Linked DNA regions of Homo sapiens: region 1 is linked to region 2. The links are chromatin loops, found by intact Hi-C in ENCODE. Cell type or tissue: dorsolateral prefrontal cortex. All regions are shown on one strand. Each heading gives the region's core, and the rest is flanking DNA. Links, peaks and the distances in the headings are about the cores only.

Region 1 (15,392 bases), core at 2,410-10,409, 110 kb before region 2:
AAAAACTCGCAAACCTGGCCATGATGCCCCTAGGCCGACAGAGGCTTTCCTAGTTCCAATTCTGGCATTGTAAGAGAGAGCTCTATGGAATAGCAAAAAACAGGCACACTTCATCCTGTGCATGCTGGGGTTGAGGCTGTGAGGTGTGCAACAGGACAGTAGAGCATAGCAGATGGGTTGATGAGCTGTGATCTGGATTCAGACCTACTTGTCTCAGACCCTGGGTCAGCCCGTCAGCAGCTGAGCAATATTGGGAAAGATTCTTAACCTTGGATGGTTGGTAGGATCAAGTACAGTCAGTGTAGAAATGCTTAGCTCACCACATGGACTCAGGACATGTCAACTCTCCCTGCTTTGGCTATAATTACTATCCTACTGTCAAGGAACTTTCTCTCTAGTTGGGCTAGGTCATGTGCGCAGAAGGGTTGGAGGACAAGGTGTTGAAGAAAGATTTCTCCAAAGATCCTGGTTGGATGTGAGCTGGATAGAGCAAGGCTGGAGAGTGCAGATGCCCCTGGGGCCAGGCGGTCTTCAACCAGTCTTGGTGAGAAATAGTAGCTCGACTCAGCTTTGGGGTGCAGAGACACTGGGGAGGGGCGGGGACTGTAGCAACCTAAAGTGCTCCTGCCCTGCCTGCAGAGGATGATCTGCACAGCCCTGCTCATTATGATGACATGGGCATGTGCGTGACTGTCAGCTCTTTGGTTTTCAAGAGAATTTGGAAGTCTAGGTTTCCATGCATCAAACCAGTAGTAGAGAAGGCAACCATGGGGAGAACCTAAGTCTTGTTTCTAGAGAGATCATAGGGTTGTAAATTTTACCTTGCATCTCAGAGAAGGGCAGTGCTATTTTAGATTAGGGAGGTTGCAAAGGTGATGAACTCCAAGAACACTGACAAATACCATTATCATTGCAAAAGAATCTTAAATGTGTCTTTGAAAAGCAAGCATTTGGCTTCTAAGTTGTAAAAATGGACCAAAAATGAAGCAGTAGAGTAGGGACTCATAACCAAGTTTATGCCATTATTGTTACAGGTTTCTTTTACTGTGTTTCTCTCTATATATATGCACATCTATATAAATATAGATACATAGATATATGGGGAGAAGATATAGATAGAGATAATGTATGCATATATATACATATTATATTTGTCTGGGTTCTCCAGAGGAACACCATCAATAGGATATAGAGATTTATCTATTGCCTATCTATTCATCTATTTATCTATCTACCAATCCATCCATCCATCCACCTCTGTTCATCTATCCATCCATTATCGTATCTATCATCTATCCATTCATCCATCCATGTATGTATGCATGTATGTATGTCTCTCTCTCTCTATCATTTTCATCCATTCATCCATTGTCTGTCTATCTGTCTATCTAGATGTATTAGAAGGAATTGGCCTATGTGTTGTGGAGTCTAAAAAGTCCCAGCAGTCAGCAAGCTGAAGACCTGAGAGAGCCAATGGTGTAGTTCTAGTGCGAGTTTGAAGGCCTGAGAAACAGGAGAGCTAATGGTGTAAATTTCAGTCTGAGTCTGCAGAAGACTGATGATTCAGCTCGAAGACAGATAGAGAGAATTCTTTCTTATTCCGTCTTCCTGCTCTATTCAGTCCCTCAATGGATTGGATGAGGCCCACTCATGCTAGGGAAGGCCATCTGCTTTACCCAGCCTATTGATTCAAATGTCAGTCTCATCCAGAAACTCCCTCATGGGCACCCAAAATAATGTTTCACCAAATGTGTGGGCACCCTCAGGCCCAGTCAAGTTGACACATTAAAGGAACCATCCCATGCATATCTATAGATTGTGTGTGTATGTACATTTGTGTATATATAATATATAATTATCCTGTTAAGGATGTCTCACAGCCTTGAGGCAGAGATTAATTGTGACCTGGTGGTTTCCAATGTTTCTGTATATACAAATAAATTATGCAGCAATGATACCCTAGTCTCATTTTATTAATTGCTCTTCTATTAGTCTGTTTAAAGTCAATTAAACCTCCCAAGGCCCCTCACGGAGGAACCTCTCACAAAATCAGTCTCTGTCACTTAGGAATCCTGAGTGGATGTCACATGGCTGTCCTAGCTCCTGGGGAGGGTGCAGACAACATCTCTGTTGGAACTCCTGGGTCTGTGGGTGATCATTGGCTTGCATTTTGTAGTGGCATGGCCCGTGGAGGTCCGGATGTAGAGAAGGCAGCCTTTCTGCAGAGCGTTAGAATTTGGGAAGAAGTGGTCAGGATTAGAGAGGAAAAAAAAGACTTAGACATGGACAAGGATGCCACCCCAGCTTACCCTTCCTCTAGTTTCCTGGACTTTTGCAGGGTTCGGTGGATAATTAGTTATTTGCTTGCTTGGTTGGTATCTGTTCACTTTTATTTCTTTTAGACTTTTTTTTTTTCTGATTAGAACAAAAATTATATTTATTATTGAAAATTCAGAATACATAGGAGATTATCAAGAACATCAAAAGCATTCACAAATCCCCCCACCCCCACCCCAGAGATAACCCCTGTGGCTACTTTTGTGTGTGTTCCTCCAGTACTTTTCCTATAGAAACATTTTTCCCGTGTCGGGATTGTTCAGCCTATATCCTTTATTAAATTAATACATCAGAAGCTTTTCTCCACACTGCTTAGGACACTTGGGACCAAATGCTCCAGAATAGGAATTTGCCACCATTTATTTTCCCATTCTGCTTTCATTGGAAACTGAGTCTGGCTTGAGGCTTTTGTTTGCTTCTTTCTTGCTATAGTAATTGGGATGGACTTAAGGCTGCCTGCCTTTTTGTGTACATCTCTGATTATTTCTTTAGGCTAAATTCCTAGAAGCTGGAACCCGGGGCAGAAGGAATGAAGATTGGAAACCCTTGGTGCATGACAGCAACTTGCTGTCCTGCCAACATTGGGGCGTTTGCCTACAGAAAGAGCTCTCTGGTTGAATCAAAGAATTTTAAGAATTTAATTCTTCTTCTTGTTTTTTGTTTGTTTGTTTGTTTGTTTTTGAGACAGAGTCTCACTCTGTCGCCCAGGCTGGAGTGCAGTGGCACGATCTTGGCTCACTGCAAGCACCACCTCCCAGGTTCACACCATTCTCCTGCCTCAGCTTCCTGAGTAGCTGGGACTACAGGTGCCCGCCACCATGCCCAGCTAATTTTTTGTATTTTTAGTAGAGACGGGGTTTCACCATGTTAGCCAGGATGGTCTCGATCTCATGACCTTGTGATCCGCCCGCCTCGGCCTCCCAAAGTGCTGGGATTACAGGCGTGAGCCACTGCGCCGGCCTAATTCTTCTTTTAAAAGTTGGGGATCAGAGTAAGGTGAGAAGGTATCCTGCACAGCATCAATGCACACAGCGCACATTAAATGAGTGCTATTCCACTTCATTTGTAGTATTTTTTTTCCCATTTGTAGGAACTACTTTTGTGCCTGACTTCCTTGTTCCTTTAAATGAGCCTTAAGGAAGTAGTGTTGGGGGAATTCAACACACACAGAGCAGTTGGTCTTTATTATGATTTTAAGCATCTTGTTTTCATGTGAGCACCCCAACTTTGCCTTTTGCTAAATTTTGCAACAAGTTTTGAGTAATTCTGCACAAAACAGTGCCCTTGCTCCAGGAGGAGAACAGACATTTGCTCGTTCTTCACAGGATAATTAGACTCTAAAATTAGAAGTCAAACACTGCATGTTAAAATGCATCTGGATAAAATCCCAGTGGGAGAATTAATCCTTCTTGGCAGTGCAGGGGAACTTGGGTGCACGCCTGATGGAGCGGCGAGAAGCTGAGAGGGAGTGAGGCAGCCCCTCTGTGTGGAGTGTTCAGGGCAAATGCACGGGTGCTGGTGACGCAGTCCCTTTACTTGTCTAAAAGTATTGGATTCTAAGTGAAAAGGGGGGTGGGGATAGAAGGCCTTCTGCCTCGCCTCCTGTAGTCACAGTTTGGATATCCTGTGAAAGTAGCACTTAGGCAGGCATTCGGTCCTGCTTGGCGTTGTTTGGTGGACTTGTTAGAGAACACTACTGACTGTGTTTGAGGAAGGAGGTGGAGCAGAGGGCTCAGGGCTTAAGCGGCATCTCCTCAAGGGCAGCAAGAGACCTGGAACGTTCCAGAGTAACCCCTGCCTGCATCCGTCGGACTTGCCAATACACACTGAGAAACTGCTAAAGGTTATGGATGCAATGGAGGCTTCTGGTATAGTGGGGAGGAAAAGCCTCCATTATGAAGTCAAAGGCCATTGCGTGCCTGCAGTGTGCGACAAGAGCTAGTGGTTGCAGCACCCTGATGGGCAGAAGCTTCCCTCACAGAGCTATGGTGATGGAGAAGGCAGCTGCAAATCAAGTCATTACCAGCAAGGTTATAAAATTATTTGATTGCATTTCGAAGTGAAAAACAGTTTTGAATTAACTTCTATTTGTTGTGATATAAACAACAGATATAAAAAGATATAAAAGGAAATAAACAGTGACCATGACATTGGTTGTTCAGTTTCAACACTATCTTCGGGTTCCCTGGTCCTTGTCCTCCCTCATTCGCCTCCCCCACCACTGAATTGTAGACTCCAACAGGGGGCGGGAGCTGAGTTTGTTTTTGCTCCCAGCTGGGACTCCAGGGTCTAGCACTGGCCTGGTGCTTAGCAGCCTGTAGCAAGTATGTGTTGAATGGGCAAATGTATCCTTTGGCGGTACGAGACAGAAGCTGGTGGTCCTGTGCTGCCTGTGGCCAGAGCACTTCCAGCATACGGGGCCAGGACACATTTGCCCTGGTGTCCCAGGTTGCTCCAGGCACAGGCTGCACCTCCTGGGGGCTCTCCCTGCACCAGCCTGGTGGTTCTCTGTCGCTTCTCCTGCACCCTGCGCCTTCCCTTTGTGTCACATCCCTACCTCATCGCTACTCATTTGTTGGCCAGTGTTTTTTTTAGAGGATCTCTTTTTATAAAATTTCAGTTTTTATTTTAGGTTCTGGAGGTACATGTGCAGGTTTGTTACCAGGGCACATCGCCTGATGCTGAGGCTGGGGCTTCTGTTCATTCTGTCACCCAGATAGTAAACATAGGGCCTGACAGCACGTTTTTCAGCCCTTGTCCCCCTCCTTCGCTCCCTCCCTTTCTCTTTCGGAGTCCCCTGTGTCTGTTGTTCTGTATGTTTGTGTGTACTCAAGATTTAGCTCCCACTCATGAGTGAGAATAGGCAGTATTTGGTTTTCTATTTCTGCGTTAATTCACTCAGGATAGTGGCCTCCAGCTGCATCCATGTTGCTGCAAAGGATATGATTTTGTTCTTTTTTATGTTAGCAGATCTTTTTTTTTTTTTTTTTTTTTACCCACTCTCTGATTCTCCATGCATCATGAGTCCCCCAAAGGCAGGGCTGGGTTAACCTCCCTGGGCCCAGAGAACAGGTGCTCAGTATTTTTAGAATGAACAAAAGTTCTCTTGTGGAATCATGAGGGAGGTGGAGGGAGGAAGGAAGGAGGGAAGACCTCTGCCCTGGCTCTTTCTCCTGCCTGAAACAGCCTCCCTCAGATCCCAGCCTGTGGCGCCTTTCTCGTCACGTGTGTGTCCGCCCCACACTGCCCTCCCTGGCCTCGGAGGCTAAAGCGCTGGCCCCTGCCAGCCTGGACCTCTCCTCGTCCTGCTTGATTTGATTCTGAGCGTGCTCATCACCATCTGGACATATGTTATTCACGCACAATTAAATGTTGCTTATATTGCATATAAAACATAAATTTATATAATGATATACATGTACATATGTGTGTGTGGCGTGTGTGTGTGTGCATATCCCTGTCGACACCACCAGAATATGTTTTAATGAAACCGTCATGTTTTAATGAAAACAGAAAGCCTTCTGTTTCATGTCGTGACGCTGGAATGAAAACAGTCTCTCCCAGCATCTAGCTCAGTGCCTGGCACATCATGAAAGCTTAATAAATACGGCTAGAATTAATGAATGAGTTTCTTTCCCCTCCCCTGTCCTGTATTTTTAATAAGGCTGTTGAGCCTGGGGCCTCTGCCCTCTGCTGGTCACTATCATCACACAGCCTCACTCAGGAGGCCCCTGGCCCCGTTCTGCCTGGAGTGTTGGCAGGTGGCAAGGGTTGTAAGCTCCTGCCCAGTCCCGTGGGCAGTTCTAGGATCTTACCCCCAGCCCCTGCGATTCTGAGGGGACGTGTCAGTCATTCAGCCTCCAGCCAGTCCCTGGGGATGTCTGAGGGAGGAAGTAAGGCTCAAGTCCCCTGAAGTGGGCAGCTCCTGTCATCCACAGCTGCTGCTTGTTAGTGGGAGCCCTGGGGCCCTGGGTAAATGTCCTGCCAGAGCTGGGCTCACTCTGGCCTCCTTTGTATACCTGGGGGCAAGGTTTAGCTATTCAGCAAGGGCTGTTTTAAAAAATTGGGTTGGTTCTGGATATTATAATACCTTTTTATAAAAGACCACGAAGAAAACTACATTTTCTTGGTGACTTTTACAATAGGAGCAAGTTAAATTTTCTTTCTTCACTGAGTTGTCATTGTTGCCTTTTTTTTAAAATCAGTTTTTCCCTGTCAAAAGAAAGTACCTTACCATGTGATCTACTGAAATATAGGAGTTACACTGAACGAAGTGAAAATGAAGCTTGTTTGTCAGTCCTTCCTGCTGACTTTCTCAATCTGGGCCCAGTGTACCCTGGGAGGCACAGCCAGAGCCCAGGGAGTGAATCCGATTGTTCAGTAGATGCAGTTCCCCAGTTCAGGCCCTGCAACTACCAGTCCAGGCCTGGAGGGGAGCATGCATCCCCCAGGAACATGACTCGGAGCTGGAATCTGACTAGGCATAGGAGTTAATTGGGCCTGAGGCAGGGAGGGTGCTGGGAAGAACATTCTAGGGAGAGCAGACAGCATGTATGCATGCACACATGTTCTGTGGCAGAAGACTGTGTGAGTGTTTGGGGAGGTATGAGTGACTCTGAAAGGGTTTTTCCCAGTGGAGCACAAAGATGCCCGTGTTGTGGGAGGAAGCCCAAGGTGGGACCAGGCAGGGCTCATTAAAGGGATTTTTGTCTTTAAATGAAGAGCACCAGGAAAGCCTCTGAGGATTTTAAACATGGTGGTTGCAGTCGGGCAGATCAGCTTGGCAAAGATTTGATGACTAGGGTATTAGTCTGTTCTCATGCTGCTAATACAGACATATCTAGGACTGGGTAATTTATAAAGGAAAGAAGTTTAATGGACTCCACAGTTCCACATGGCTGGGGAGGCCTCACAATCATGGCGGAAGGCAAAGGAGAAGCAAAGGCATGTCTTACATGGCAGCAGGCAAGAGAGAGCTTGTGCAGGGAAACTCCCATTTATAAAACCATCCAATATCGTGAGACTTACTACCATGAAAACAGTAGGGGGGAACCACCCACATGATTCAATTATCTCCATCTGGCCCCACCCTTGACATGTGGAGATTATTACAATTCAAGGTGAGATTTGGGTGGGGACACAGCCAAACCATATCAACTAGCATGGAGAGGCCAGTGTGGAGTTTAGGGTACCAGGTGGAAGGCCCCCTGAGGTTGGGGAGGGTGGTGCAGGGCAGCAGGTGGCAGCCAGGCCCTTGGAGGTCCATTGGCAGGACTGAGCAGCAGGGTGTTGGAGTGACATGCAGGTGGGGGTACAGTCCTCTTCATTCTTATTCACATCTTTTCTGTTGATCCCTTTCCATCTCTTTCCCCACTAGTTTCCTGTGTTCTTTTGATCCACAAGCTCCACATTTCCTGAAAGAAATGAATGCCATTATTATCACATACAGCCACACACACACCCTGTACAAACTCATCTCCCACAACGCCCAACTCCCTAACATGGTTGCCTAAATCAGAATTAAGCTCCCTGGATTCAGGTCCCAGTCCCACCCTTAATGTGCTTGTGAATCTCAATGAGGTGCTTGGCCTTTCTTGGCTGGGTTTCCTCATCTGTGAAATGGGGGATTTTGCACTGTTTTATTTTTCTACTTTTTGCCAGCCTTGCAACTTTCCATAGGACTTTGCTTCATCTAGACTGTTGGTGTAGGAAAACATCCTTTTGGTTAATGGATAGATGTTATAGGCTAGGTGCCTTCCCTCCAGGAGGTTCCTCATCTTATTAGTGAAGATTCTGTAGTTGCATATGGCTTTAGTTGCTGTTGAGAAACCTACCCAGACTGGCTTCACCATCAAAGGTATTTATTGACTGACACCGTTTTGTGATTAGTCCAGGGGGAGTTTGGCTTCAGGCCCATTGACCACAGGGTCTAATTATACTGTTCACCATTGCTTCTCGTCCCTCTCACTGCCTGGTTCTCTGCTGGCCTGCTGTGAGGCCACATTTCCTTCTCCTCTGTTCCCCCAGGCTCCAGCCATTTTGAGGAAGGAGGTGAGTTTCTCTTTCCTATTAGTGAAGAATACCAAAGCTGTAGGAATCATATCTTACTGGCCTGGAGGTGGTCAGCTTCTTTAAAATCACATGGCCTGATTGGGCAAGGGGTAGGTCCCTTGAGGGAAATCAAGGTGCTGAACCAGAAAAGGTGGTGATGGCAATTGGGTAGGAAAAAATAAGTCCATCTCAGAGTCTTTAAAAAACATCTTTAAAATCTCCTCGTGATTTCTTAATCAGCAAGAGGGTGGCTTAATCTGTTTATCCCAGAGGCCAGGGATGGAGGGTCAGGGAGGGGTTGACCTTCTGGGGCTGATGATAGCATTTGTTTTTCTTCCCAGTCCAGGCTTACGCTGACCTTGGTACTTAAGGCAGGGCCTGTCCTTTCCTCTGCTCAGCAACATCCATCACTGCCATGTCCTTTTGGCACTAATTAAAGAGGACACACTTGGATTAGGAAAATGATGGATTGGGTTGATGTGATTTGATGTGAGGTGGAGTGAATAAGTGACAAGCTCGCCCTTAGAGAAACCACCTCGGAGTAGCCACAGGCAGCCTGTGTCCCCCATAGGAGGGACTGGGACAGCTTGGCAACCACCTACCCCAGAACACCTGCTAGGAGGAGAGAGTCCTGTTGTTCCGGCTTGGGAATGTCTGTGTTTACATGATGAGGCTGGGAATATAGGCATCGAAGCATCAGTTTCCTTTGCTCCATCTAGATCAGCGTTGTTGATGGATGAGTATGGTAAAGAGTTGGATGATTTTCCCCCAGAGTTTCCATGCTGGACAATTGTTTATTTACTTGAGCTAATTACTGAAATTTTTTTCCATGACTTGGCCTAATATAAAAAAAGACACTAATGAGAGTGAGGTTTTATGGTAAGCAAATTGAAAAGCAAATAGCAAATAACTCATCTATGAAATAGTTATAAGAAAAGTTATTATGGTAATGGTTAGGGCAAAACAACTCTATTTAATTCTTGATGCTTATGGAGATTCCAGCCAAGATATGTGTATTTTCCTTAAAAAGATTTCTTTAAAGCATGTGTCTTAATTTAATCCTGTTATACACAGGCACATCTATTAATGAAGTAAATTCAACAAAGAGTTAATTATAAATAGCAGCAACATGTTTTCTTTCTTTAAATATTGTATATATTTCATGTTGTAACTCGGGGGATAAATTATACTAGGTGGATTTTGTGGTAATATAAAGGACGGTTGGAATTTTATTGAGTATTTACTTTTATTTGGTTTTGAAGAAGAGCTTCTCCATACCTCAGACTATCAAAAATCATTCTGTTAGAGTCACAGAAATTCCAATTAAGAGCTTAGATGCCAATACAGACTGATTATTTTGAAGACTTTTTTCAGTTCATGACTCAGTTAATATTCAGTGGTGTATTTTCTGTAGTTTAAAAGTATCACTGATAAGTTGGGAGTATGCCTTCCATATGAGATACAAATTGTCCCTAACCACTCAATCAATGTTTACTTTACATGTTAAAAATAAGAAACTAAGACCTCATAATGTGGTTTTAAAGGTTCCTGTTTTTTGCCCTGAAGGTCCAAAGGTAAATTTGGCACATTTGTCAAAATATAGATGAATAATTTATAGATGTGCATCCATTTTATTTTTATAAGTATGGAAATAGATATAAAGGGATTTGCTGGAAGAATTTCTTTTGGCAAATGAGCAAAAAATTTAACTATAAAGAATGAAATACTAGGCTCTAGATATAAAATAATATTCACAATGCAATACAAAATGTGCAGGCATTTTTGGTCATATTTTCTATGACAGGTTTCTTAGAAATCTGTGTTTCTACTATGAAACACATGAAACAAAGAAATATTTATACATCAGCAGAACTATAAATTCAAAAATTCAGAGAAAATTCCAAATGGGTGTGATGTTGATACTTGCATTTTTCTCTAAAATTAATAAGGTATGTGTGTATATATCTGCATATACCTATGATTCATGTAAAGGGTTGCAGATACAAAGATTCTAAGTTCATAGGTATAAGAATAAATATATGAAGCTGTATCCTGTCTTTTGCATTATATTGATTGTTCTCGTTGGGGGGAGGGCGTTAATTTTAAAAAGTCAAGTGAAAGTAAATTTTCCCATCAAAGGAAGGCACTATTGCTTTCAAACATCATCATATTCAATACAAATTAAAACAATGAACTACTGTATCTACCCATCAGACTAGCAAAAATCAAAGCATATAACAATGGCAAGTGTTGCCAAAGGATGGAGACCTGCTGATGTTAGTGTAAATGGGTGTGACCGCTTTGGAGAGCAATATGACCTATCCCGTTGAGCTGGGGACACTATGACTCAGCAATGCTTCTCCAGGCCTTTTCCCTGGAGAAAATCACATTTGTAAGTGGCAAGAGAATTATCCAGGAATGTTTTCCAATGCGTTGATAGCAAAAAAAAAAAAAAAAAAAAAGTCTCAGGGGTTGGGGGTGGTGGGACAGACCGTTGATAGTGGAATGAGAAATCGTAAACAAGAAGGATCTACCCAGAAGTTGCCCTAGTTGTTACCTCTGCAGTGTGGCAGGGTTGGGGGCTATGATAGGGCTTCTGAGGTGACTGTGGAGGCTTACATTTGATCTATAATGTTTTGTTTTTTTCTTGTGTCTTTTAACAAAAAGAAAACCTGATTTAAGCAAGATGTCAAGATGTTAATCTTTGTTAATTCTGGCTGTTGAATGCATGAATGTTGTGTGTGTGTGTGTTGAAACTGTTAAAAAAAAATCATCTTTGGGTTGACCATGGTGGTGTACACCTGTAATCCCAGCACTTTAGGAGGCCAAGGTGGGAGAATCATTTGAATCAGGAGTTCGAGGCTGCAGTGAGCTATGATTGCACCACTGCCCTTCAGCCTGGGTGAGAGTGAGACTTTGTCTAAAGTAAAAAATGTAAATGAATAAATACATCCTCCCATTACATTACATTTTCTAAAGTAGCGTAACTTTTCATGTCAGAAACTAGAATAAATTAAGTCACTGAATCATGTAGTAAATTATGAACTATTGCCTCTATAGTTGGTTGCCAAAATGGCCTGCCAGTGTCTATTAATCAATATAAAATATAAAAATAGAACATTTAAAAATTAAAGCATCATGTTATATTGCCATTACCAGCTAGCCATATGAACCTTATGGAAGGAAATCTGGCTATATTTAGCAAAATTACATAAATAGTCCCCCTTTGGACCAGTAATCCCACTTCTAGGAATCTATCCCAAAATATCTTGGCAAATGGTAAAATAGCACACAGGCAATGGTATTTGTTTTGCCATTATTCATTATAGCAAAGTGTTGGAAACAATGCACATATCACGAAGAGTGGACTGGCTGGATAAATAATGGCATAGCCAGACAAAGGGGTATCGGAAGACAATAAAAGAAATGAGCGTGTTCTCTCTACTCACATGGAAGTCATCTCCAGGATATATCATAGTATTCATTAGTCAGAGTTTTCCAGAGAAACCCAACCAACAGGATCTTTTTGGTAGGTAGGTAGGTAGGTAGGTAGGTAGGTAGGTAGGTAGGTAGGTAGGTAGATAGACGGATAGATATGGAGATACATACAGATATAAAAGGAGATTTATTATGAGGAATTGACTCAAGTGATTATGAAGGCTGAGAAGTTCTACAATCTGCTGTCTGCAAGATGGAGCTCCAGGAAAGCTGATGGTGTAATTCTAGTCTGAGTCTGAAGGCCTGAGAACCAGGGGAACTGGTAATGTAACTTCCAGTCTAAGGGCAGGAGAAGGTCCCTATGCTAGCTCAAGCAGGCAGACAGGAAGGAAAAAAGGCTGACTTCCTCCTTTATCTACCTTTTTGTTCTATTCAGGCCTCTATCAGGTCGGATGTTGCTCACTCACATGAGGGAAGGCATGTGCTTTACTGAGTTCACCAATTCAAATGCTAGTCTCTGATAGATGTGGTGGCTCACACCTGTAATCCCAGCACTTTGGGGTGGGGGCACCTAGCAGGGAGGATCACTTGAGGCCAGGAGTTCCAGACTAGCCTGGGAAACATAACAAGACCCCATCTCTGAAAAACAAAAGTAAAAAATTAGCTGGGCATGGTGGCACACACTTGTCTGTAGTGCCAGCTACTCAGGAGGCTGAGGCAGGAGGATCCATTGAGCCCTAAAGTTCAAGGCTGTAGTGAGGTATGATTGCACTTTGTGCCACTGCACTCCAGCCTGGGCAACAGAGTGAGACCTTATCTCTTAAAATAAAAAATGCTAATCTCATCAAAATTAGCATTAATCTACTCTATAATTTCCATTAGATTCTTTTAAATAATTAGATAATTTCTGTCTCTTTATTGACATTATCTGTCATCATACCTTCTCTTTCCTCTTTAAGAGTGTACATTTTTTCATCGAGATTAGCATTTTTTAAGATCTGGAAATACCCTTGTAGACACGTCCACAATCCATAATATCATTTAATCTGGAAACCTGTGGCCAGATTGACACATAAAATTAACATCACAATCATTGAGTGAAAAAAAAATCGGGATATTTTTATAGAATACTGCCTTTCATGTAAAAAAGAGATGTGTTCACGTGTGCATTTTCATGTGTGTGTGTACTTAGATTGTTTAAAATAAATGCTGGGAGTAAAAAGCGAGCACTAACGGTTGCCTATAGTGGAGGAAGTAACAGAGGGGAGGGCAGAAATAGAAGTGAGACTTCTATGAGTGTACTTTGTTATATGATTCTGAATTTTAAAGTGTGTAAATATTTTTACATATTCAAAAAATTAAAAGGGAAAATATTCTTATAATTGAAGACAGATGGAAATAATTGAACCTAACTATATATCAAGTTGGTAGCTTAACCCGAGAAAGTAATTTTTTTTTTTTTTTTGAGATGGAGTCTTGCTCTGGCACCCAGGCTGGAGTGCAGTGGCACCATCTCTGCTCACTGCAACCTTCGCCTCCCGGGTTCAAGCGATTTTCCTGTCTCAGCCTTCTAAGTAGCTGGGATTAGAGGTGCTTGCCACCATGCCTGGTTAATTTTTGTAATTTTAATAGAGACGGGGTTTCACTATGTTGGTCAGGCTGGTCTCGAACTCCTGATCCTGTGATCCACCTGCCTTGGCCTCCCAAAAGTGCTAGGATTACAGGCGTGAGCCACTGCACTCGGCTGTGAGAAAGTAATTTCTTTAAGTAACACTAAAACCCAGTATTTTAACTGTATATCCATAGTGGGGTGGAATTTAAGGATGCTAGCATATGTAAATAAAAAGAATCATATATTTCATGATTAGTGTTATTATTAGCTGTAATATGGATGTTATTATTTTGAAATTATAGGACTAACTTGGAGAAAGCAATTAAGCAATATGTTAATGTTGTTATGAATCAAGATTCTTATTATGAAAGAAAAGAGATAAGGTATAATATTTTTTAAAGTTATCTGAAATCCTAAAATCTTACATTTAAATTAGAAATATTAATATTCATGATATTCTTTGCTCTTAAAATATCTATTTCATAACTCTGTCTACTGAAAAAGCCTAAAAGCAGTGAAAACCCTATAGCAACGAACGCTTTCTACACCCAGATTTTGTGTACTAAATACCATTCCCCACTAAAACGAAGCAGAGTTCCTTGGAGAAGTGACTGCTTCCTGGTCTAGGATACTTTATTATGCCAGAAAGCAAATAAGCTATCAAAGGTTAATGAGATGATTGCAAAAGAATTGAATGATTTTCTGCTGGCTAAGAGGAATTGCTTAATACATTTCCAACAGGATAATGACTAGAATTGATTGAAACACATCAGAATTATAAAAATCTGTGCCTTCAGATGGTACTTCAAAAAATAATTGGTCACCGTTGTATATTGCTAGAACACCAGCTCTCTATTCTGAAAGTTGCTAAAAAAGGAATAAGAAACAAGCTTTTATTCTGCCTTCCTGTTTTATTTATATTTCAGGGTAACCAAATAGCTGATGATTGAACGTCTTCTTTATAGAAAAATTTTAATTAATAAATGCAAAAGGAAAGAATGAGAAAATTACCATTTGACAACCCAAATGAAATAACAGGTGTAGGCAATTATTATCAATAGGTGTTAACAGCATTAGGTAACTATCAATGGGGAATTTTATAATGGATAAATCAGGCTGATATAACCTGAATGTACTGATCTCATTTTACCTCTCTAAAGGTAGGACAACCAGAAGTTATATGCCTCCTAATATGTAATTGGAAATATAAACCACTGCCTCTAAAGGATTCTTTCCTAAAAAATTAAGCCTGAATGTGACCAAGCTTTTAAATTTTACTACCAGTTTTCAGGAAATATGGAGGCTAAAGGAACGTGTTAACAAATTGACCAGCTTCTCAAATAAAATATGGAAAAGTCACATCACTCCAGAAATTTTCCCAGTTTACTCTTCGAGCCAATTCCTCCTTAGCTCACAGAGACAATTACTTTCCATAGATCTGTCACCATAGATTATCACATAAGTGCAGTCATACAGTTGGCATTTGTGTGTGTGTGTCTGGATTCCTTCACTGAACATAATATTTTAGAAATTCATTCAGTGTGTGTATGTGTGTGTGTGTATGTGTTGGTTTCTTTGTTTTATTGAGTACTTCATTGCATGAATATCCCATAATTTGTCCAGTCTCTCGTTGCATATTTGTGTTTTTTCCATTTTCTGGCTGATGTAAATAAAGCTTCTGTGAGGATTCTTGTACAAGTCCTTTTGCGGATCTATGTTTTTATTTTAATTGTGTAAATTATAAAAGTGAAATTGCTGGAACATAGGGTAGGTTTATGTTTAAAAAGAACTTCCAAATAGTTCTAAGTGGCATGAGTTCTAGTTGCTTCACACCTTTTTCAAAAGTGAGTGTTATCTTTCATTTAATTTTCCCAGTCAGGCTGATATGAAATGGTATCTCATTATGGTTTTTAAATTTTTTTATATATAGCTTTATTGAGATACAATTCACATA
Region 2 (15,392 bases), core at 4,289-12,288:
GGGGCAGATGTGCTTCATGGCCTGTGATGGCCAGGAGCCATGCAAGTTACCCCGCTGGCCCCTCCAGGGCCCACCTGGCCTCCCTGAAGCCCTGGGGTGGAGTTGGCACCAGGCACCCCATGTGGGACGCTCTGCCCAGACCCTAAGGTGCCCACAAGTCCACTGGGACCTTGTTAAAAACGAAGCCTCTGATTTACTTAGGGCTGGGTTGGGCCGAGACACTGGCTTTGGAGCAAGGTCTCACTTGCTGGCTTCACCTGGGTGGTGAGCCCCCAGCCCACGCGACTCCCGCACCACCTCACCTCCCACACCTGCAATCTCACTTGGAGGATGCTGGGGCCTGGGTCGTACCCCCACAGATGCAGGTTTAGTTGGCCAAGAGCCTCCTGGGTGACTCAGGGTTGAGGCCGTCGGTTTGGCTTTGACACCTCTGGGCCTCTCTTCTTCCTGAAAGACAGAGGCTGCTCCCCTGCTCCTAAGCTGTCTCAGTGTGCCTTCCCTACACCCTCCCACCAAAGCATCCAGAAGGTTCCTCCACTCACCTCCTGCTGCCCCCTCACACCCTGCCAGCCCTGGCTCTGTGGGAAGCGGGATTGCGATGGCTGGTCCCGTTGCCCCCGCCTCCTCGGAATCCAGCTTGGGAACTGCAGCCATGAGGCTGAACCACAGACAGGGTGGACACAGGCAGTGATGACGGGACAAGCAGCCGTAAGGCACATAACGGCAGAACACGGCCCCCCAGCATTTGGCATGGAGGAGCCAACTCAACCCTCAGAACCTCCTGCTAGGCCAGCACTCCCGCAGGATCCTGCCCCATCGGAAGGGATGGGGAACAGGCCCAGAAAGGGAAATCACTCACCCAGGGTCACACAGCCAGCAGGTGGCGGGGCTGAGGCTTGGACCCTGGCAGCCGGGTGTGGTGGCTCGTCAGCCTGGGCTCTGCAGATGGCAGTGTTCTGAGAAGAGAGCCCGGAGGAGGCCGCATCTCCACCCCAGGGCCCCGCCTCCAGCCACATGCCTGTGAGCCACACCTAAAAACAATTAGTGAGGGAGCTGCTGCTGTGGAATCAGTCCCAGGCCTCAGGAACCAGCCCTGGCGAGTGCCCGTCTCAGGCTGTTGCCTCGGGGGGTCCCTGGGGTCCCATTTCCTTTCCAGCTCTGAAGAGGCGCAGGCTCCAGGGCTTTGAGGATGGTGGAGACGAAGGCCAGGTGTTACAGCGCCCAGGCCCACAGCAGGGGAGGCGGCCAACACCGACAGCAGGCCCTCCACTCATGCTTTTCTGTGTGCTTTACAAAATTATTATTATTATTTTTACCAACCAAGAAGTTGATAGATGAATTCTTGTTGAAGTGGAAACAGAACAAGCATCATCATTCGGCAGATCTTGAGCACCTCCTGTGTGCCCAGTACCAACAGGAGGGGCCCAGGCCCTGCCCACCCAGAGCTTTCCGCAGAGTAGGGAGTCGAGTGACAAAGTGTGGAAGCCACCAAGTGAACCAGCACGTGAGTCGATTGCAGACTCCGGCGAGGCTGCAAGGCAGCCTCCCTCACTGGATGCTAGGCTCAGCTAGGTGGGCGGGTTCCATTTGTTCCCCTGCATCTGGCAGGGCCCCTTGCACACACACGGCACTAATGGGCTCTTAGTGATCCAGGCTTAATGGCAGGATCACGGAGCAGGCCCTGGGGGGTGGAAATGAGCAGGGCGGGCACTGCTTTGGGCCCAGTGGTCCGAGAAGACCCAGGTGAGGAGGCTGCATTGAGCTGAGATGTAATTGGTTCATTGAGAAAGGCAGGGAAGAGCATGGCAGCAGTGGGAACAGCCCTCGAAAAGGCAGCGAGCTGGGGAAGGCACGTCTGTGCAGCAGTGAAAGGCCGGGGGACTAGAGCAGAGTGACCTCCGTGACCTCAGGGGGGTCTCTGACATTCTCCAGGCCTGCTGACCCCAGCAGTGGAACTGGAAGGCTGAGGTTTGTCTTCTGAGGACTCTGGGCTCTTTGGCCTACTCCAAGCTGTGCCGTGTGAGTTCACCAGCAAGATGCTCTGGGGACCCTGCAAGGGCATTGGAGGTCTCGAGGTTTTTACCTGCAGCATCCCCACCTTCAGGACCGCCATTCGGGCATCTGGAAATTCGAGGAACAGTGCTGCATTTTGTTTACTTATTCCAAACCACTATTTTCCTTTAAAGCAGGGGGTGTTATTTGTTTCAGCATATCAAATTCCTGATTTCACGGGCATCACGGGTTAGGATGAGTTGAAGTGAATGCAAAGATGATTGAAAGAGAAATATGTAGCAAACAGTGGTTTTGGTAGGCGAGGCTGGGGGAACCGGCTGAAGATGGCTCTCAGGGGCTGCAGGGTGGACCAGCATCTCAGTCCATGCCTGCCCTGGCAGGTGGCTCAGATCCACTCAGCCATTTACACACTGTACCACCTTCACAAGCTGCACCACCACTGACGTCCCCATCCCCGAGAGGGGGAGGGTAGAGCCTCGCAGCTGCATCTTTGGGTCATCGGGAAGTCCTTGAGTCAGTGCAGGCAAAGACCTGTGATGTCTGAGGCTAGCCACCATGAGCACCGCCTGGTGCCGGCCTGGGGACGGGGTCCACACAGAGCTCGAGGCCTCCACCCCTGTTCTTCTTATCTGCTTTGTGAGCCTGGCTGCAGCCTCTTTGCTGACACCTCCCAAGGTCAGCATTCACTTTGTCAATTTTATCCACAATTCTGGCACCTGGAAATTGGCTTGGAAATTGGGACCACAGAAAGGAAATTCTGTTTTCTCTGCCCAAAAATGTCCCCACCCTGCTGTGTTTGGGTTTCCCTTTTCATCCTTTGGCTTTAGGGTAAATATCCTCAGGGAAGCCACCCGGGAGGTCAAGGATGGGATGGGTTTCCCCAGACAACTGCCCCCCAGTCAGTCCCCCGCCCCAGGCCTGACTTATTCCTCCTCGCCCACTTCTAGACACTTGCCATCTGTCCTCCCACCTGTGCTGGCATCAGGCAGAGGCTGTGCCTGTCTTGCTCATGGCAGAATCTCCTGTGCCTGACATGGTGCCTGGCACACAGTAGGTGCTCAGTAAATGTGTAAGGGGTTTCCATAGATTGAACACCTGATCACCATGGCCTGTTCCCCCAGTGGAGCCCCACCTGTGAAGGCTGCAGGGCTTCTGCCCTCCGTGACTCCCCAGCACCCAGCTCAGCACTTGGCACATAGCAGGTGCTCAGGAAATGCTTTTGAGTAAGTGAAATAATTCCATTGCCAGTGCCTGTTTGTCATCTGCCTCCCCAACTAGACATTAAGCTAAGCCAGGTGGGCTGACTCTGTCTGTTCCCCGGCAGCTGGCAGGGCCCCCTGCACACACAGAACACTGATGGACTCTCTGTGATCCAGGGTTAATGGCAGGATCACGGAGCAGGCCCTGGGGTGGAAATGAGCAGGGCGGGCACTGCTTTGGGCCCAGTGGTCGGAGAAGACCCAGGTGAGGAGGCTGCATTGAGCTGAGATGTAATTGGTTCATTGGGAAAGGCGGGGAAATCATCACAGCAGTGGAAACAGCCCTTGCAAAGCTGCATCTTTCAAAGAAAGGGTTGAGGTGGTTATGTAGTCTTGTATTTGGAAATTGGGGCTCACCTGTAGGCAAACAGTTTTCCTGACGGAAGGAAGAAGATGATTGTGGAGCAGCCCGAGGCCTGCCTGTGAAAGAAGGGAGAATGGGACAAGGTGGTGGCCGTCGCTCAAGAGTGTTTTGCTCCGGGAAGGGGAGGCAGAAAGGGCTATTCTGAAGGCGGAATTGACAAAGATTTGGCAAATTAGGCTTGGTGGAAGGGGACTGGGGGCTGGCCTCCTCCCTTCCTGTCCATCTGGTAGACTGGAAGCTTTTAACCTGGGTTTATTGGAAGAAGCTCTAGTGGGAGAGCCGCACAGGAGAATCTCATCTGTGAGTGGATGTTAAGAGCGGCCAGGAGGCACTTCGCAAAGGCGAACAGGAACCACGGAAAGGAGCCCGGGGTGTTGGCGGCAGAGGGAGGGCACTTTCCTTGGTTGGTAATTTAGGGAACATTTGGTGAAGGGCAGGAATGGCTGGTGAGAGCTAGCTTAGAGAGGGGCGTTATATGTGCAGGGGCTTTCCAGATAAATCACAGAAATGATCGCTGTAGAATATCTACTGCGTGCACTGCTCTTTAGCTGTGGTTTATGCACATTGCTTAGCAGCACTCTTGGTAAGAAAGTTGGGCCTCGCCAGTGGACTAGGCCCCCTAACCCCGAGGCGCCTGCTAGCTCAGTGTTTTTGGTCTGTAAACTTGAGCCTGGCATTGGCTGTGGCTTGGACAGGGCCCAGTGACACCTTTGCCTGAGACTCACCTGTGTGTTTGTGTGTTGGGCAGCGCTGGAGAAGAAGATGGCCGGCAGGCAAGGCCGAGAGGAGCTCATCAAGAAGGGGCTGCTGGAGATGATGGAGCAGGGTAAGTGGGACCCGTCCCTGGCTTGGAAGGGCACGGTGCTGGGAATGCAGAATGGAAAGTCTCACATGAGCCCAGGAAGCCCATCAGAAACAGTGTAGAATCCAAGGAGGGCCGTGTTCAGATGAAGCCTGCAAGGTTGGAGAGACACCCCATGTCAGGAGCCATTCCATTGGTCCAGCCCCCAGGGGCACGGGAGACCCCATTACTGAGCTGAAGAGCTCCCCCTCATGGCACCACTCCTCTCTGGGGAATGTCTAACAGAGCTGGGTGTGCATGAATCTGGTGGTTTATCCCAATTCCTTTAAAGTGGTAGCAGTGGTTTTTTCAGCATTAATTTTTTTTTCATATTCACATTTCAGTCCTCCATTTGGGCAAATTATTTTTAATTCCACTATTACCTACTCCCCCTACCACCATGTAGGAAGCATTCAGGACATGCTGGGGCGGGGTGGGATATTGTGCACGCCCTGTCTCATTGGTCTTCCCAGCATCCCTGGGGAGAGAGGCAGCGGCTATCCCACTTGCAGACGAGGCGTGGGAGGGTCTGGGTGGTGACTGCCCCAAGTCATTGCAGCCTGAGAGCAGAGACACAGAACAAATCCTGATCTCTTGGTCTCTGGTCTAGAGAGCTTAATCTCAGTGGGGTCTACATAATCATCTTTGTTTCCATCTTTCAGAAAGGCCAGTTATTATCACTCATGCAATTAACTGAACAGAGTTCTTTAATTCCCAAGTCTTTCTCTTTGTGATGGATTCCTGGAGGTGTGAGGCCCAGGACTTAGATGCTGACACTAGCCCTTGGTGCCTTCCGGTTCCCTGAGAGGCTAAATCTTGGTTAGGAGGTTTCACAACACCTCACTGCCTCTGGAAGACTCTCTGGAGCTGGACCAAGCTCTGGCCTGCTGATTTGAGGAATCTGGCCATGCATAGCCAGTTTCCTGAGGCTTGCATGGATATATTGAATTCCTCTCTCCCCACTTCAGCCTTAAAATATTACTAGTGTCTTTGTAATTTGGCCCAAATATCAGGAATTAGGAAGGAAGCTCATGAAATAAACGAATCCAGATTTTATGCAGCCGGGCCTGTCAGCACACAAACCCGATTGTGGGCCCAGGCTTTTGTCATTGTTTCCTCTCTTTAGACTCGAAGAGTGAAGTATTTTGATGATGCTATTTTTAGGGGAAATCTACATGGGAAATTGCTTCATAGTGATAATAAAACCTTACATGTGCGAGGAAAGCTTGGTGTCAAGTCCCGTGGCACTCAGATGGTTAACGCCGTCGTGACGCTCGGATTTGGCGGAATGCGGTTGCTGAGCTAGAAATCTGGAGGATTTTCACTGGGATGGGACAAAAAAGTGTCAAACTCCGGCATTTTGAATATGTTGCCAACAAGCATACCTTTGGATCTTAGGGAAGGAGAAAGGAAGATGAAAACAATGCTAAGGCCTTTTCTCATCTATTCTAAAAAAAACACTACTTTTGTTGAGTAAAGAGTAAGTATATAGATTTGGTTCCTCTCAAAAATGAAGCTATAGTTTGACTAATTAAAGGGGAAAACTTCTAGGAGCGTTGGCTTTTTTCCACTCTGAATTTTTGCAAGATGACTTTGTCTGATGAAGTCATAGCAGAGGCTGGAGACGAATGCTTGGCCGCGGCCAGGCTGACAGTGTGGCTCTCACCCTGCTGCCGTGGGAGCCTGGTCTCTGGCTTCCGTGCCTCTGACGGCGACATCACACACCCGCAGGCTTACAGAATCACTTTAGATCAGGGTCGGCAAACCTTTTCTGGAGAGGGTCAGATAGTGCATATTTCAGGGGGACGTGCAGTCTCTGTTGCAACTACTTGTCTCTGCTTTTGTAGCGCAAAGGCAGCCGGAGACAAAACATGCATGAGAGGGCATGGCTGTGTCCCAAGAAAACTTTATTTATGGCCACTGGCCTTTGAATTTTATATAATTTTCATGTGCCACAAACTATTATTTTTCTTTTGATTTTTTTTTCTTTTGTCAACCATTTAAAGATGTCAAATCCAGGTGGGGGAGCTGGATTGGTCCCCACATTGTGGTTTGCTCATCTCTACCTTCCATACTCTCTCTCTTGCTAAATGATTGTGGACCAGGGACTAGAGTGGCCTGAAACACAGTCTCTTTCCTTGAGAGGGAAAATGCACTCCTAAATTGATGCCATGACATTTTATTGAGGGCCCACTCTGTGTCAGGGTCTGTGCTAGCTGCTGAGGACACAGGTGAGCAAAATACTGTTCTGAACGCACATCCAGTGGGGCCATTAGGTAATCCCACAAAAAGCCGGCAACTCACGACCACAGTGAGTGCAGTGAAGGATGCAGCACCCTAAGATCATGAGACAGGACCTGACCTGGTTCTCGGGGGGCCGGGAGATGTTTGAGTCAGGTCCAAAGGTGGGCAGGAGGACCTAGGCTGGTTCTCAGAGTCTGTTGCATATTAGGATCACCTGGAGAGATTTAATAACCCTCCACCGCTCAGGCAGCAGTTAAATTAGATGCGCTGGGCGTGGGACCCAGGCAGCAGTGCTTCCTCATCCTCCACAGCTGATTCCGACTTTGATGCAGGAAGGTTGAAAAGCCAAGAGACAGAAGGAAGCGGGGAGTGACTTCCAGCCCACAGGAGCAGCAAGCACAAGTCCCCGCGGTGGAAGGGACCTTGAGATGGTGGGTTGGGTTGGAGGAAAGGAGGAAGGAGGAAGCAGGAAAGGGAGAGGGGCTTGGGTCAAGACGCCTCCCGTCTTCCCTGCCCACACACCGGCTGGGGTGGCAGAGGCATGACCACGCTGCTGCGGGAGCCTGGGGCGGCCACAGTGCGAGTGGGTGGGATCTGCGAGGAGCCCGAGTGTCTCTGCAGGGAAATATCAGGGACCGGGCAGCAGGGGTTGCTCTGGGAGGGGACTTGGACTTGCTTTTCGCAGTCGACTCTTCTGTGCTGCTTGAATCCTTTACTGTGTGCCACCTGTAATCAACCTGTAATCAACGTGCTGTAATAACGGGATCCACGCAGATGCTTGGCCACAGGCTCCCGGCTAAATCCTTCCCTGCACCGCAGTTTCCGTCCTGCACTAGCTTCAAAAATGTCTTTTCTCACTGGGTCGACCTGAGGTCAGACCCTGTCTGTCCCTAATCCTCCTGGTGCTGGGTCACCGGGTCCTCTTGCAGGATGACTGGAATTGTTGGCGGTGGCTGTGCACCTGCCCTCTCCGGCTCAGGGGAGGATCAGGCTTGAGGGCTGTTGCTCTGGGGTAGGCACGCAGTGCCGCCGCCTCTGCTGTGGATGTGAGGACTCTCCAGGGTGAGGAGCAGAGGCGCTTTCCTGGCTTTGGGGTTAAGGAACCGGCTTCAGGGTTAAGGAACCGGCTTCAGCCACCGCCTTCCACTGCTGGCAGGGACGAATCTGCAGCCGGGGGCGCCCTCCTGTGGCCGGCCAGGCTCATGAGCCTCCCTGCAAGGTGGACGGGACTTCATGCAGGACAGGCCCTGTGAGGCTGTGGGAGTGGATTGTCAGGGACTCCAGAGCCTCATTTGAGCCCCCTCGAAACTCACATTTGAACTTCCTTGGCCAGGACAAACCCCAGGATTGCCCTCTGCCCTGCACACGCGCATGTATGCACACACACATGTACATACACATTGGACACCCTGGAGCTTGCCCTGAAGCAGGTGGGCAGCCTGGTGGAGTGAGCCGGACTCTGGGCAGGGCCAGCAGAAGAGAGCCCGCCAGCTCCCGGGGGTGAGGCAGCATCCAGGGCATGAGTTTGCTCCCTCTGGGGTGTTACTTTATGATCGATGGTCTGTTTTATGAACCACTGTGACCCCCTCCCCTCTCGTTCCTGTGACTCTAGTCGCCAGCTTGGACCTAGGAAGGACCCTGCTGGTGGCGTTATTACATGACTAGATGTGTGCAGTGGAGCCCGTTGTGCCCTGGGGAGGGCAGAGGGGACCCCTCTGATCTCTTCAGTGCTCCTTCCACCCTCGTCTCGGATATCCGTGACTAAGTGAGGCCAGACCAAATCTCTGGTACAAGGGGTCCCCTTCCCCAGCCCCCTTGCCCTGGTCCCCAGCCCACGTTTCTCTGTGCTAGACACTGTTTATGTTCTGAATGACTTTCCTCCATCTCCCTGTATGCGTTGACTTGGCATTTTCTTAAATAATTTAAGGAATTTCCTACCCCGTCATTGGGTATAAAAGAAGAGAGTTTATTACTCTGTGCTGTGTTCAGTGACTTGAGATTGACTAGGCATTCTTTCCTCAGGGAATTGGACAGTGACAAATCAAGTCTATCTGGTTTCCATGTGGTAGGAACGCCGGGGGACACATGTCTGCACGTGTGCACACACATGCACGTGCACCTGTGTGCACCCACCTGTGCTTGCACTGTGCACATGTGCCACGACACACGTGTGTGCCTGCGTGTGCATCTGTGAGTGTGTGTGCATGTCTGCAACACGTTCCCTCTCACTGTGGCTGCTCAGGTGCACTGCCCCGCGCTCCCCTCTGCAGCCCTCAGAAGGAGAGTGGCCGGGCGGAGGCTGGCCTTCCAGCGAGAGGAGCAGGGCCTGGGCTCCCACCGCTCCCCCAACCCCTCCCCAACCAGCGTTTCTTAGCAACGGCCCTGCCACCAGGGCTATTTTGGGAACTGAAACTTTTCACTGAACATGATTATGAGCTGGAGCTCTGACCGCAGCCCAGAGAAGTCCTGCAAGAAGTCCTTGCAGAAAACCTGCAAGAAAGCAGGGGAAGGTTCAAAGACTGTGGAGGGGCATGGTGCTTTTCTGAGTCTGGAGACCTCTGGGCCTTCCAGGTTCTATGTTCTGACCTTTTTATAGTGGCAGTTGTGATGATTTTGATGATGACGATGGAGGCATCCTTATTATTAACAGCAGTGACAGTCATGGCAGCAAAAGACCTGTGCATTCTAAGGTTTGGTGTCCATAACTGCAAGTGGTGGGTGGCAGCCTTGCCTGTCACATAGGGTAGGTGTGAAGCTCAAGCTGGCAGAGCCCTGTGCTCCCCTACGCCAGCTCTCACATTCCCTGTGTGTTGCCAGGGGCTGGGTAAGCTGTGCTGTCACGGTTGCACGTCAAATGCGAGTAAGTCGGTCACGAGAAGGGGCTGGTTTCAGTTTTCAGCTTTGTGACCTCTAATTTTGTCTACTCGGTGAGCTCTCTTGGCTTGTATCTGGGTTGGTGGGCTGTTATAGCCAAGGGTCAAATGTGGCTCAGGACCTGTTTTTATGTGGTCTTTGAGCTAAGAATGCTTTTTAAATAGAAAAGACTTTCATAAAAATTAAAAAAAAAAAATCAAGGGTTGCAGCACGGGGGATACAGCACGTGGCCCACAGAGCCCGTCACAATGGCCATCTGCGCCTTATGGGAAGAGCCTGCCAGCCTCGCCTGGACCTCTGGGCAACTGACGCGGCTGCATGGATGAGATCGTCCAGCCCTAAATCTCCAGACTTCTGGCATGGCTGACCTTTTCATTCTCCCCGGAGGAGACGTGTGCGGCAGAGGGAATATGATCAGCAGCGATGACAAGCTCAAATCTCTTCCAGGGTCCCAGGCAGGAAATGGGTCTGGCATGAGTCCTGGGTGTGGTGAGGACTCTGGAGGGAGAAACGGTTCTGTCCTAAGCCTGCTGTTAGCAGATGGGCCCAAAGGTGCAGACCAAGGGGCCAGATCACTCTTGTCACCCTCCTCTTCTCGTTGTCAGAAACCATCACCAACAACAATGACAGAAAGCACATGTAAAGTGCCTACCTTATGCCAGACACATTCCATACCCTAGCTCCGTTAATTCTCACTATGTTGCCATGAAGCAAGCAGAAATATTATCCCCATTTTATAGATAAGGAAATTGAGATCCAGAGGAATTTGCTATTTGGGCACAAAACACCGTTTGCAGGTGGTGGGACGCATGATGGGGTGACTGTATACTGTTTGTCCAAACAGGACACTTTTAGGAGTGAAAGGGACACTGTTGAAGGACACAGGGATGGCAGGTAGGAATCGGGACTGACCAGGTCCTATGGACCCTGACCCTGAAGTAAATGTTGCCTCCTCCTTCCACTGCCAGGATGGGACGTGTGTGGAAGGAGGTCAGCGTAGGCTAGCATCCCCAAACGGCCACCTCGTGGCTGTGTCGACATGTGCAGGTCACACTGCCCTCTGCACCGGGCCTCCAGGAACTGCTGTAGAGATTGAGAGGAGTCCTGCAGGGCTATGTGGAGGCTTTGTGCATGGGGCTGTAACGTGCATCTCAGTGACGTGACTGTGACTTGCTGGCCGAGGGCCCTGCCATCCTGCAGTTGGGTAACTGAGCCATTTATTTTGCTCTCCAAGTGCTGAGCCCCTCAGCATTAAGGTGCAAACCCAGGGATGGCAAGTGAAGGGCCAGACCCTCAGAGGCTGCAGCAGCCGAGCTTCAAGAGACGGAAAGCACCAGGTCCTTCCTTATGCCCTGCTAGTGCCTCCTCTTCTGGGAAGGCTGCCTGTCAGACCTAGGGACCCCCGGCTCTGTGGCCCCTCCATCCATGGGTGTGCCCCGTTCCTGGGCTCACGGTGCCATGTGTGGTCATCTGCGTGGCTTCCTCAGAGTGTGAGACCCCTGGGGGCAAGGACTGTATCTTACTAACCTCCACCTTGCCAGGGTTTATTACAGTGCCAGACACGTAGCCGGTGATCAGTAAACACCTGTTTAATGCCTGGCTGAGGGTCAAACGGTGGGTGCAGAGGTGAGTTGGTTCTCTGCAGCCATGACAACCCCTGCATCTCAGAGACCTACAGCAATCACCGTTTGTTGTCCCCTGTCTGGGTTGGCCTGTGATCTGCCCCGTGGGTCTGCTGACTCCAGCCAGCTGCTGGGCATGTCTTCAGGACAAAGGTCCAGGGAAACAGGAGGGACGAGCAGGGATGTGCAAGCACTTCTCATGCCAGTGCTGCATCATACCCACTGTGTCCCATCGACCAAAGCAAGCTCCAGGGCAGAGGCCGGGGTCAGAGTGGGGCTACTGCAAAGGTGCACGGCAGTGGGTGTGGACGTGGCTCAGGGGCACTGCAGTCTCCCACAGGTGTCGGAGGAAGAGTGCACACAGGGAGTGGAGTGTAAGAGCAGAAACCAGGCTAGGGTGTGCTGAGGTGCCCAGGGCTCCCCTGGAAAGTCCAGACTTGGAGAGGGACTCCTAGGGTGTGTGGTGAGGGGGAGAGGGGTGGGGGACCACCCAGAGCCTAGAATGGATACTTCTCAGAAAGACTCTTGGGACGACGGAAGGGATGAAGGAAGGGAGGTGCAGGCCCAGCTGACAGCTACATTTCCTTGTAGATGCTGAAAGCAAAACTTGCAACCCCGATGGAGGACCCCGATCTGTACAGAGTGAACCACCCACTCCCAAGTCGGAGACGCTGACTTCAGAAGATGCCCAGCCCGGAAGCCCCTTGGCCACTGGGACGGACCAGGTCTCCCTGGACAAGCCACTGTCCTCAGCTGCCCACTTGGACGATGCAGGTACTGGCTGGAGACCACGCGAAGTTGAGCTGCTCCTAGAATGGCCATACGTCCCCACTGTTGTCCTTGGCTATAGCTTAGGCAACAGCCCTCGTAGAACATTGTTCTCCAGAGAGCTGGGCCCGTGCTCTAAGCGCTGCCATGCTGTGCTGCCTGGCTGGGTTGAAGTGTTTGCTGGGGCACTTTTCTCTACTGTCTCTTTCCAAGTCTGGCACGGCTGATAAGTGAAGGTACTTAACGATGTTCATCTCCCTGGCACACCTACCCCCCCTCCCAGGGCGTCTTTGTGTTTCCCTGGGAACTTCTAGGCAGGAAAGTGCTCTCTGGAGGGGCAAGTGCCCAGTGGGGGGATTTTAGTGACCCTAAAAGGGTAGGAGGTAGGGTTGAGGGACTTTTCTGTGGCCGAAATCCTGCCACAGGGGGCCTCTTGGCCTAAGAGATGCTGAAGTCCCTGCATGTGTGCATGCCTGGGAGCTGGTCGGTGCTGATGCAGTCTCAGCATGCTGCAGCCTATGTGGGGCTCTTCCGCTGCTTCTTGAGGGGAGGTGGGCTTGGTGCCTTGCTCCAAGCCTCAGTTTCCCTCTGTTAAATGGGAAAAGTAATGGACCTACATCAGGGTTGTTTGGAGGGTGGGAGGAACTTAGCAGTGTCTGACGTGTAGAGTGACTATTATCAAAGGCAGTAGGGGCTTTGCGTAGTGGTGGTGGTTTTTATTTTAATTGAATAGACCAGGGCGCTTCCCAAGGATAGGGGAGAAGGGAGGAAGGATAGAGGGGAGGAAAGCAGGAACTGGCCACAGACACCTGCAGATGCTTCACCAGCTCCTCCTCCTCCTGCCCACCTGGCAGAGTGATTCTTACGGAGCTTCACTGTTGACTTGGAATCCTGATGTCTCGTAAAATTTCAAGCTATAAGCGAGTCTCACACGGTTTGGGGGTGGGAAGGTGAACGCGTCTCTCCGTGAGTGTGGGAGGTTGGAAATCCAGGCCCCAGGACAGCCTGCTGGGCTTCTGCTTCAGAGCGGGTGGACACCTGGTCCTCCGTGCCCGGGACTTCCTTCTGCCACACAAGGGTGGCACCACACACTCGCAGGCCGCCCGTCCACAACGCCCCTGCAGCGCTAGCGGCACCTGCCCAGAGGCATGCTCAGCCCTCTTCGGGGGTGGCCGTGTCTCTCCAGTTTCACTTGGCTTGGAATTTGGGGTCTGAGAGTTGTGACTTCTGGAGGGTCCCAGCTCTCACGCAGAGGCCCCCTCCACACACACAGGTCTCTGTGTGCCCCAGGCATCTGACTTTGGGGCTGGCGTGGTTCTTTTTTTTTTTAATACTTTAAGTTCTAGGGTACATGTGCACAACGTGCAGGTTTGTTACATATGTATACATGTGCCACGTTGGTGTGCTGCACCCATTAACTCGTCATTTACATTAGGTATATCTCCTAATGCTTTCCCTCCCCCTCCCCCCACCAAGCAATGGCAACAAAAGCCAAAATTGACAAATGGGATCTAAACTAAAGAGCTTCTTTGCAGCAAAAGAAACTCCCATTGGAGTGAACAGACAACCTACAGAATGGGGGAACATTTTTGCAATCTACTCATCTGACAAAGGGCTAATATCCAGAATCTACGAAGAATTCAAACAAATTGATAAGAAAAAAACCCCACCACAAAGTGGGTGAAGGATATGAACAGACACTTCTCAAAAGAAGATATTTATGCAACCCGCTGGCATGGTTCTTAAGGCTGAGCAGAGCCTGGCCTTCCTGCCGTGGTGTGGTCCCCACAGCCCAGCCCTTGTGTGTGGCCTGTGAGCCTCCCCAAGGGAGGCAGGGCTGCTGCTCCCAGCCCTTGATGGGGGTCACGCTTCTCCTTGGCAGTGATTTCTGTAGCTCAGCTCAGGGCCTGTGCCTGCTCCCCTCAGTGCCCTCTTCTGACCTCAGACACGCTCCCGCTCTCTCTCCAGATGCTGGGTGTGCGGATGGGTTCCTGAGAGCAGAGTGGGTCTGTTGAGATTACACATTTGTATCAGGGACCCTCTCCTGAGTGAGGCCTGAGGGAGGAGTGGGAATCAGCTGGGCAGAGAGCGAGGTGCAGAGCATCCCAGAAAGGGGAATGACATGCAAAGACAGGGGACAGGAACACACACGTTTTCTGTAAAGGGCCAGAGAGGAAAGAGCATGAGCTCTGCAGGCTGGAGGTGTCTGACACAGCCACTCGCCTCTGCCCCCTGGTAGCACAAAAGCAGCGTCGGTGGTGAAAGGGTGGGGCTCTTGTCGGTGGAACTTTAGTGATTAAAAACAATCCAGGGCCCGGTGAGGTGGGTCACACCTATCATTCCAGCACTTTGGGAAGCCAAGACAGGAGAATCACTTGAACCTAGGAGTTCAAAGTCATCCTGGACAGCATAGCATGACGCCATCTCTACAAAAAAGTTTTGTTTTTTGTTTTTGGTTTTAATTAGCTGAGTGTGTGGGCACACACCTGTAGTCCTAGCTACTCACGAAGCTGAGGCGGGAGGATAGCCTGAGCCCGGGAGGTCAAGGCTGCAGTGAGCTGTGATCACACCACTGCACTCCAGTCTGGGCGACAGAGCCAGACCCTGCTTCAAAAAAAATTCAAAATAAACAGCCCACAGAATGGAGAGAGAGAAGAGACCTGGCAGGTTATCCCTGAGGGCAGCTGGAACCCCCCAGGGATGGAGAGTCGATGGGATTTGCCTTGTAGGAAGCGCTCTGCTGGTGACCCAGCAAGACCTGGGGGAGACTGGAGCCGTGCATGGTTCCCTGGGGACTTGTCTCATTCCCAGCTTCCCCAGTGTGGGTCTTGTGCTCCTGGGATTTGTGAGATGACTTCTTGTGAATGGCATGTGGACAGACAATGAGAAAACATTATTAATGTTCAATTAATAATGAAAAAGTTTAAACATTAATAATGAAAATACTTTTCAGTAATTAGGGCAAGTAGTATTGGCTTCTCATTTTGGGCAATGATAGAGATTTGCTTTTTCTTATAAACAGAGATAAAAATATAAATTCACTTAAAGTAAAATATAGCAAACAAAAGTATAGAAAGTACAGAGGAATGTCCAAAATGTCTAAAGCAGGAGCCACAAGTCTGATTTAAGAAAGACCATTCCATTCCCTAGGGATGCAGCTGGCTTATTAGCAGTTAGTGACATTTGTCATCATGCTGGGGATAACAAGAGGTGACACAAGTGGCTGCCTGCATGCAGGGTTGGGGAGCGTGCTCTACTAATGACTGCACATTCATTTAGCTTACTTAGCCCTGGAAGCAGCCCCCGGAGATCTCACGCCCATGATGAAATGCTGGCACAAAAGTCGAATAACTGGTCCAAATGACTGGAAACAGAGGGCAATGTCTTTGACATCAGGCCGACCTGGG

What was found. A loop is a pair of places that touch in the nucleus more often than their neighbours do. Peaks named below come from ENCODE experiments on the same cell type or tissue, not always from the same donor. Only the 100,000 strongest peaks of a DNase experiment are listed, where the experiment ranks them.
Region 1: a loop joins it to region 2, with 4 times the contacts of the local background. A loop is called at or near these places in 3 of 110 quality-filtered maps.

The regions. Positions count from the first base shown.
Region 1 is chr20:59,639,912-59,655,303 of GRCh38, forward strand. All of the region lies in intron 1 of PHACTR3 (phosphatase and actin regulator 3), which reads left to right. Among named protein-coding and RNA genes, the nearest start is that of PHACTR3-AS1, 19 kb to the left of the region's middle. In dorsolateral prefrontal cortex, for the core only: a CTCF peak has its summit at 6,033 (motif pointing left); DNase peaks (open chromatin) are centred at 3,910, 5,570 and 6,060; H3K4me3 peaks cover 2,428 bases; H3K27ac peaks cover 7,135 bases.
Region 2 is chr20:59,743,374-59,758,765 of GRCh38, forward strand. It overlaps PHACTR3 (phosphatase and actin regulator 3), which reads left to right. Exons shown (of 13, transcript NM_080672.5): 3 at 4,385-4,462; 4 at 11,809-11,991. Among named protein-coding and RNA genes, the nearest start is that of PHACTR3-AS1, 120 kb to the left of the region's middle. RefSeq lists enhancers at 817-886, 7,231-7,732, 8,955-9,284. In dorsolateral prefrontal cortex, for the core only: CTCF peaks have their summits at 4,718 and 7,914 (motif pointing left); DNase peaks (open chromatin) are centred at 6,155, 7,908, 9,074 and 9,510; H3K4me3 peaks cover 1,233 bases; H3K27ac peaks cover 5,870 bases.